3 separate regions of the Homo sapiens genome follow, and regions 2 and 3 are each linked to region 1. A link is an interaction called in ENCODE POLR2A ChIA-PET data of the cell type or tissue named here. Cell type or tissue: A673. All regions are shown on one strand. Region 1 overlaps TULP4 (TUB like protein 4). Region 2 has its middle 68 kb from the start of TULP4. Region 3 overlaps TULP4 (TUB like protein 4).

Region 1 (2,500 bases):
AAGAATCGGGCCTGGGGGTCAGCTAGTGGGGCTCATCCTACTTTGAGTCCTAGTGCCATAGTAAGGTTCATCATTCTGCCTCCCAAGTGTCAGCCTGAAATCCTTTCCCATTTCAAAATTTTACAACTCTTCAAAACACACTGAAATATATTTCTAAACATGATGAAAATAGTAATTTCTTCCCATGGCTACTGATAAACTTCTCAACAAATGAGCTGAGAGGAAAGGATTTGCTGATCTGTGCTACCAGTGGCAGCTGGGGAATAGTGGTGCAAGCAGACCCAACAGCACTTGTGACCGGTGCCAAAGACAAGCCAAGCTGGACCTGAGTTAATACAGGAAGGACAAAATTTAATCCATAATAACTGCTGCAGTAGGGAGAATGAGGGAGGAGGAGGGAGGCATAGGCAGTATTCAGGGAAGCAGAAATAACTGAAAAGCAGGAAGGGGGCTGTCAACGCGATTAGGCTCTCTGGCTTTACTAACTGGAGCTTAACAAAATTAGGCCCCTACTCTCTCACAAAGCCTGGGAGATGGGCCCTATCAAACAGTTGATTCTCTTGGCAGGCTCTCAGGCAGGAACGTAAGAGAGCTGGAGCAGTCATCCTCGGGACACAGCCTTGAGTTGTTAGAAACGGTGCCAGTGTTTGCTCCAGGGTGTGTGTGTGGGAAGGGAAGATGGTGTGGATGAAATAATTTATGTCCGAGAGTCTGCAGTATTTAGAGGCCAAGATTGAGGTCCAGCTGAGAAGAGGGCCCAGAGAGGCCTGACCAGAAGGAGCGAGCCTTTGTCCTGGTGGTGAACACATGTGAAACAATACATCTCACCCCTCCTAACACATATAAGGACATATTCAATGCCAAGGTCAGGGGCTGTAGAGCAGCAGTGCCATGTGGAACCCCAGGAAGATCAATTTTGTAGTTCACCATCTGGCTAAACGCTGGCATTTAGGCAAGATCCCTGTGTCAAAACCAAGGCCATCATCATGCTGTGGTATTGATAAAGATATATGAAGAAAATCTAACGTTGCATTAACAAAAAACTGACTTTAAGAAGGTATATGTGACAAGAGCCAGTGTATATTAATAAATTCCTCTCATCTTTTATTCTTAACCTAATATTTTTTTTAGATAGAGTTTCACTCTTGTCACCTGGGCTGGAGTGCAGTGGTGTGATCTCGGCTCACTGTAACCTCTGCCTTCGGGTTCAAGCAATTCTCCTACCTCAGCCTCCCGACTAGCTGGGATTACAGCCGTGCACCATCGTGCCTGGGTAATTTTGTATTTTAATAGATACGGGGTTTCACCACGTTGGCTGGGCTGGTCTTGAACTCCTGACCTCAGGTGATCCACCCCCTCAGCCTCCCAAAGTGCTGAGATTACAGGCATGAGCCACTGCGCCTTGCTTATTCAAGGCAAATCTCAAGAAAGATTTTTATTTAGCGTATTTTATAATTCATCAATACTGAGTGCTCTATTTGGTGATTCATCGCCTGAGTCCAGAGATAACAAAGGGCGATTTAATTTCTAGACATCTTAACTGTCATGTCAATCAACCAAAACACTGACAAAATGAAAAAGTACAAACATAGTAGCTGCACCTGTTTCTGCTAAAGAAACATATTTTATTCCACAAAGTGCTCAACAGAATTTCTCAAATACACGCAAAAAGAAATAACTAAAAACGAACCAGTACCAATCATTGGATAAAGATAGCCCTGAAGGGTGGGAGGCTGTCTCCCAACTTCTTTCCTGAGCAATTCATTCTCCTAACTGTGATTCCTGTGCTCCTTGCTGATTTTGACAAGAACCATTCCTATATATGTTTAGTTCAGGGCTTAAAATAAAGATGGGCCTCCCTTGTGTGGTATTCACACTACTAAAAAGTCATGGGCAGATCTGATGGGAAAGAAGAAAAAGGATCACTCTTTGCGTTGGCTTAGACTAAATCTCATTGCAAAGTTGAGTCCTCAGGAGCTATGAGCAGCAGCTCCACTCTTACCAGCCCTTTAACCTACTTACAGCACACTCACCAGTCACCAGTAAGGGTTTCCAGTGTAGAAGCTGACCATTGAGATTTTACTTTAGTAGGTTTGTGGATTTTTTTTTTTTTTTTTTTTTTTTGAGACAGGGACTCACTCTGTCATCCAGGCTGGAGTGCAGTGACACAATCATGGCTCACTGTGGTCTCAACCTCCTGGGCTCAAGCAGTCCTCCCACCTCAGCCTCCCCAGTAGCTGAGACTATATGTGTGCCCCCACACCCGGATAATTTTTGTATTTTTTGTAGAGACAGGGTTTTGTCATGTTGCTGGTCTTGAACTCCTGGACTCCAGTGATCCTCCCGCCTCGGTCTCCCAAAGTGCTGGAATTAGAGGTGTGAGCCACCGCGCCAGGTCAGATTTATTTTTTTTTAAAAAAGAAACACTCTAGGCCGGACACGGTGGCTCACGCCTGTAATCCCAGCACTTTGGGAGGCTGAGGCGGGCAGATCACGAGGT
Region 2 (2,500 bases), 200 kb after region 1:
CCTTGTGAGTCCGTCCCCATTCTATATGGTCTTTATAGAAATCTCAATTGAGAACAATACACACACACACACACACACACACACACACACACACACACCCCTAAGGGGTAGGCAAATTACTCACGGTCAATCATATGCTCAGTCCAGGAAATTTGAATCTTATGACAGGAGAATTAAACCAGTTGGTGCAGTCTTTGAGACCATGGTTACCTAAACAAACATCTATTAGGTGGTTTCTGGAGCTTAGATCCTCTCGGCTCAGCCTTCAAAGCCTAGTTGTTCAGCATCTTCTGTGCCTATATGTTTCCAAGTGCTGTGCCTATGTTTATGTAACCTATCTTTTTCACTCAATATTATGGGTACCTTCCCAGATTGGTTGCTATAAATGCATGTCATCACTTTCAATGGCTGCATGCAAGGAAGGTAATATAATCCATTTAAATAATTCCTTGTCTAAGGTTATTTCCTATTCTTTACTATGTACATATATCTGTTCTAACATTTCCTACTATTTCTTCAGAATAAATTCCTACTAAATGTGGACTTTCTGGGTAGAAGGCTATGCACACTTTGCATTGTGATATCTAACAGCAGCTATCTGGACTGAGTGCATCAATGTCTACATAGGCTATCTGAGAGGACATACCTCCCTTCATCTGCACCAGCACCGAGAATTACCATCATCCTTATCATTCCCTTTCCACACCAGGAGATGCCCAAATAATAAGATCAGCAAGAGAAGGAACAGCAGAAGTCATCATAACATGATACTTTATATTAAACTTTACCAAATCATTTCAAATCCATAAAGGACTAAATTGGGTCTAGGCCGGGTGCGGTGGCTCACACCTGTAACCCCAACACTTCGGGAGGGCAAGGCAGGAGGATCCCTTGAGCCCAGGAGTTCAAGACCAGCCTGGGCAACATAGTGAGGCTTCATCCCTAAAAAAAAAAAAAAAAAATTTAATTGACCAGGTGTGGTGATATGTGCCCGTAGTCCCAGCTACTCAGAAGGCTAAGGGAGGAGGATTGCTTGAACCTGGGAGGCCAGGCTGCAGTAAGCATGATCGCACCACTGCACTCCAGCCTGGGTGACAAAGTAAGACCCTGTCTCCAAAAAAATAAAAAAATTGTGTCTAAATTATATTGCCAACATAATCACTGAAAAATGCTGTCTTAAGTCTGCTCAGGCTGCGATAAAACCATAAACTGAGTGGCTTAAACAACAGAAATTTATTTTGTTTCTTTTATGTTTTTAGTTTTTTTATTATTATTTAAATAAAAAATAAATAAATAGAGACAAAGTCTCGCTATGTTGCCCAGGCTGGTCTCAAACTCCTGTGCTCAAGTGATCGTCTCACCTCAGCCTCCCAAAGTGCTAGGACTACAGGCATGAGCCACCATGCCCGGCCACAACAGAAATTTATTTCTCGAAGTTCTGGAGGCTAAAAGTCTAAGATCAAGGTACCAGCAAGGTAGGTTTCATTCTCAGGCTTTTTTTCCTCCCTTGTAGGCAGCTGCCATCCTGCTGTGTGCTCACATGGGGAGAAAAAAAGCAAGCCTCCTGGTGTCTCTTCTTCTAAGGACACTAAGCCCATATGAAGGCCCCACACTCATGACCTCATCTAACCTTAATTACCTCCTACAGACCCCACTTCCAAATACTATCACATTGGGACTTAGGGCTTCAACATATGAACGGGGGTAGGGGGACTCAAACACTCAGTCCACAACAAATGGTATCTACTTTAGCTCTGAATTCTATTTATTTAATGACTAGTAAAACTGAACATTTTGTTTATTGCACATTTAGGTTTTTTTTCTTTTAAAAATGGTCTGCTCTGATTTCATGTCTGAAACAGAAAGTATACAGGACGAACCTGAAACATCTCATCATATCGTAAAGCAAGGAAGCTATGAGATTACTAGAGACGTGTCAGAAGGACTCAGGTGCCAGCCTAAATAAGCCTACACTGCCCAAAGAGGGAGCAATTTGAGCATCGAAAGGACAGTAACTGCAATGGACTGAAACACACCACGTATGCTAAAATAGGCGTTCATAATGTTATGCGAAAAAATTTAAAACCCTCAACCATCACCACTGGAGGATGCTAGGGGACCAAATCATAACTTTGAAAACTGGTAAATCAAGGGAAATAATCAGACACTTTTCAAACCCTTCCTATACACTCTATACCTCAAGGTAACCAAATAATTGACAAAGGAGAATTTCTACACACACACACACACACACACACACACACACACACACACCTATTTCAGCTAATAACTAAATGACAGGATGTAACCATATTGTAATCCCTCCTGAACTCATAGACCAAGTTAACATTCAAGAATGGTTGCTAGTATCACAAAAAGAAAGAAAGAAGACTTCCTGATGAAAATAATCCTGCCCTCACAAAAAAATAAAATTGGATTCTTTTGATTTAGCCTCTACAATGAACTACCAATGTACAGGAAACACAAGAAATAAAATAAC
Region 3 (2,500 bases), 52 kb before region 1:
GCACCCGGAGGGTGAGGGGGCACTGAGGGACCAGGAGGGAAAGGCAGGCAGGGCTGGACGGTGGGAGCTGTGATGGGAAGTGGGAGGTTCTCTCCCACCGTCACTGCAAGATCAGAACTGGCTGAGGGGCACAGGTGGAGAAGCCAGAGCTCCACCTGAGGGCTACTCCTGAGGTAGTAGGTGGTGTGCAGGATGTGGAGCAGAGCTCAGGGACCCATGGTGGCAGTGAGCAGTGCAGGCGGCGGGTAGGAAGGGGCCCTCTGGGCATAGCCCCCAGGAGGAGGGGAGCAAGGCAGGGTAACTGGGGGCTCCTACCTGAGTGATGTCTTCAAAAGGAAACTCTCTCCGAGTCAGGCTGGGCGAGCCCACAGAGGGCTTGCGCAGGGGCAACCGTGGGGACCGGGAGAGCTCCTGAGCAGCCCGGGGCAGCTTGGGTGACTTGCGGGCCTCAATGCTGATCCTGGGGAGGCAAGGCCAGGAGGGGTCAGGCATCCGTGGCGGGAATGGTGAGCATGGCCCTGACTCCAGCAGTCCTTTCTTTTTCTGGACAGCCAGCCTGGGTGTTGGGTTCTCACCCTGCAGCCAGTGCCCGAATTTAACAAAGCTCTCCCCTTGCTTTTGCTTTATGAATATGAGGAAAGAATGACAACTTTACATTGAATAATATACATTTTAAAATATATTGAGAAACTGGGTGTGGTGGCACACACCTGCAGTCCCAGCTGCTTGGGAGGCTGAGGCAGGAGGATCGCTTGAGCCCAGGAGTTCAAGGCTGCAATGAGCTACGATTACACAACTCCACTTGAGCCTGGATGACAGAGCAAGACCCCATCTCAAAATATACTTAGTATACACTGAAATGAGATCCAGCGATCCATTTGTAAGGAACTCAAAGAATTAACTGTCTTTCACTCTCTGTTGCCTTGGAGCAAGCGTGGAAATGGCCTTCTGCCAGGGGCCTGCACAATCAGTCCTGGGAAAATGGCAGGTGGAACAAGTCATTTCTTACCCTAATGCCAGTGATTCTTATAATTTCTTCTGCAACAGTGTGAATTTCAACAAATTTATCTAGCATTTCACCATCTGCAATATTTAAATCAAATTAGTAAAGTTTTTTGGCTGCCTTTTGATCCCATGTTGTATCTCTGCTTCTCAGTCCCTTTATTTGTAACATGGAGACACACATGTTTAATGACAGTCTACCCCAAAGACAGTGTGATTAAAATGAGTATGGTAAGGTTTAAAACAGTCTATGAAAAAATGCATTAAGTCTCATATATACTGGTTTTGAGCTTGATGAGAAACTCTGGGCTCCTGAGGAGTGGGAGGATGGCAGATTGAGCTCCCTAAAGCTATGATGTGGGACAATTAGCCTGGCTGCTGTGTGGAGGGTCCAAATGGGGAAAGGACAACAGGAGGAGGTCCAGCCACAGGAAGACGGCAACCTGAAGAGGACGTTTAAAGGTGAAGGATTTAGCTGCATGCATTAGATGTCCTCTCTGCTTACATAATGGGAAAAAAGCACTTTGGAAATATAGGAAAGTTCATAATGTTACATGCAATTTTAACAAGCTCTGGAACAAAGATGAAAAAAGACATCAATCAGATTGCTAGAGTAACTGGATATCTGCATATTTAAAAATGAGCATTTACCTCTAATTCATACCAAACACAAAAATTAATCCATAAGCATGAAAGCTAAAACTAGAAAGCTGCTGGAAGAGAACTGAAGAAAGGCTTCATGACCTTAGGTAACCAAAGACATCCCGAACAGGACACAGAAAGCACTAACCACAAAAGAAGAATGCCACGTGCTGGACTATATGGCCATACAGATATCTGACAAAGGATTCAAATCTAGAAGAAAGAACTCTTGGCTGGGTGCGGTGGCTCACACCTGTAAGCCCAGCACTTAGGGAGGCCAAGGCGGGCGGATCACAAGGTCAGGAGTTTGAGACCATCCTGGCCAATATGGTGAAACCCCATCTCTACTAAAAAATACAAAAATTAGCCGGGCGTGGTGGCGCTTGCCTATAGTCCCAGCTACTCAGGAGGCTGAAGCAGGAGAGTCACTTGAACCCAGGAGGTGAAGGTTGCAGTGAGCCAAGATCACGCCACTGCACTCCAGCCTGGGCGACAGAGCAAGACTCCAGCTCGAAAAAACAACAACAAAAAAGAATGAGACATTCAGATGCCCCTGTAGTGATTGCTCTAAAGGGAGGGGAGGGTACACAGGAGCTTGGGCCAGTTGCAGTGGCTCACACCTGTAATCCCAGCACCTTGGGAGGCCGAGGTAGGCGGATCATGAGGTCAGGAGATTGAGACCATCCTGGCTAACATGGTGAAACCTTATCTCTACTAAAAATACAAAAAATTAGCCGGTCATGTGGCACAAGCCTGTAGTCCCAGCTACTCGGGAGGCTGAGGCAGGAGAATCGTTTGAACCCAGGAGGTGGAGGTTGCAGTGAGCCGAGATCATGCCACTGCACGCCAGCCTGGG

What was found. Peaks named below come from ENCODE experiments on the same cell type or tissue, not always from the same donor. Only the 100,000 strongest peaks of a DNase experiment are listed, where the experiment ranks them.
Region 2: POLR2A ChIA-PET joins it to region 1 with 5 read pairs; 4 of 35 experiments call an interaction of 5 or more read pairs at or near these places.
Region 3: POLR2A ChIA-PET joins it to region 1 with 6 read pairs; 5 of 35 experiments call an interaction of 5 or more read pairs at or near these places.

Annotation. Positions count from the first base shown.
Region 1 is chr6:158,439,942-158,442,441 of GRCh38, reverse strand. All of the region lies in intron 3 of TULP4 (TUB like protein 4), which reads right to left. Among named protein-coding and RNA genes, the nearest start is that of SNORA116, 120 kb to the right of the region's middle. In A673, no CTCF peak of the experiment used is centred here; no DNase peak of the experiment used is centred here; H3K27ac peaks cover 962 bases.
Region 2 is chr6:158,243,622-158,246,121 of GRCh38, reverse strand. It overlaps a transcript of TULP4 not described here. Among named protein-coding and RNA genes, the nearest start is that of TULP4, 68 kb to the left of the region's middle. In A673, no CTCF peak of the experiment used is centred here; no DNase peak of the experiment used is centred here.
Region 3 is chr6:158,491,533-158,494,032 of GRCh38, reverse strand. TULP4 (TUB like protein 4) reads right to left here. Exons shown (of 14, transcript NM_020245.5): 10 at 316-460. Among named protein-coding and RNA genes, the nearest start is that of TMEM181, 67 kb to the left of the region's middle. In A673, no CTCF peak of the experiment used is centred here; no DNase peak of the experiment used is centred here.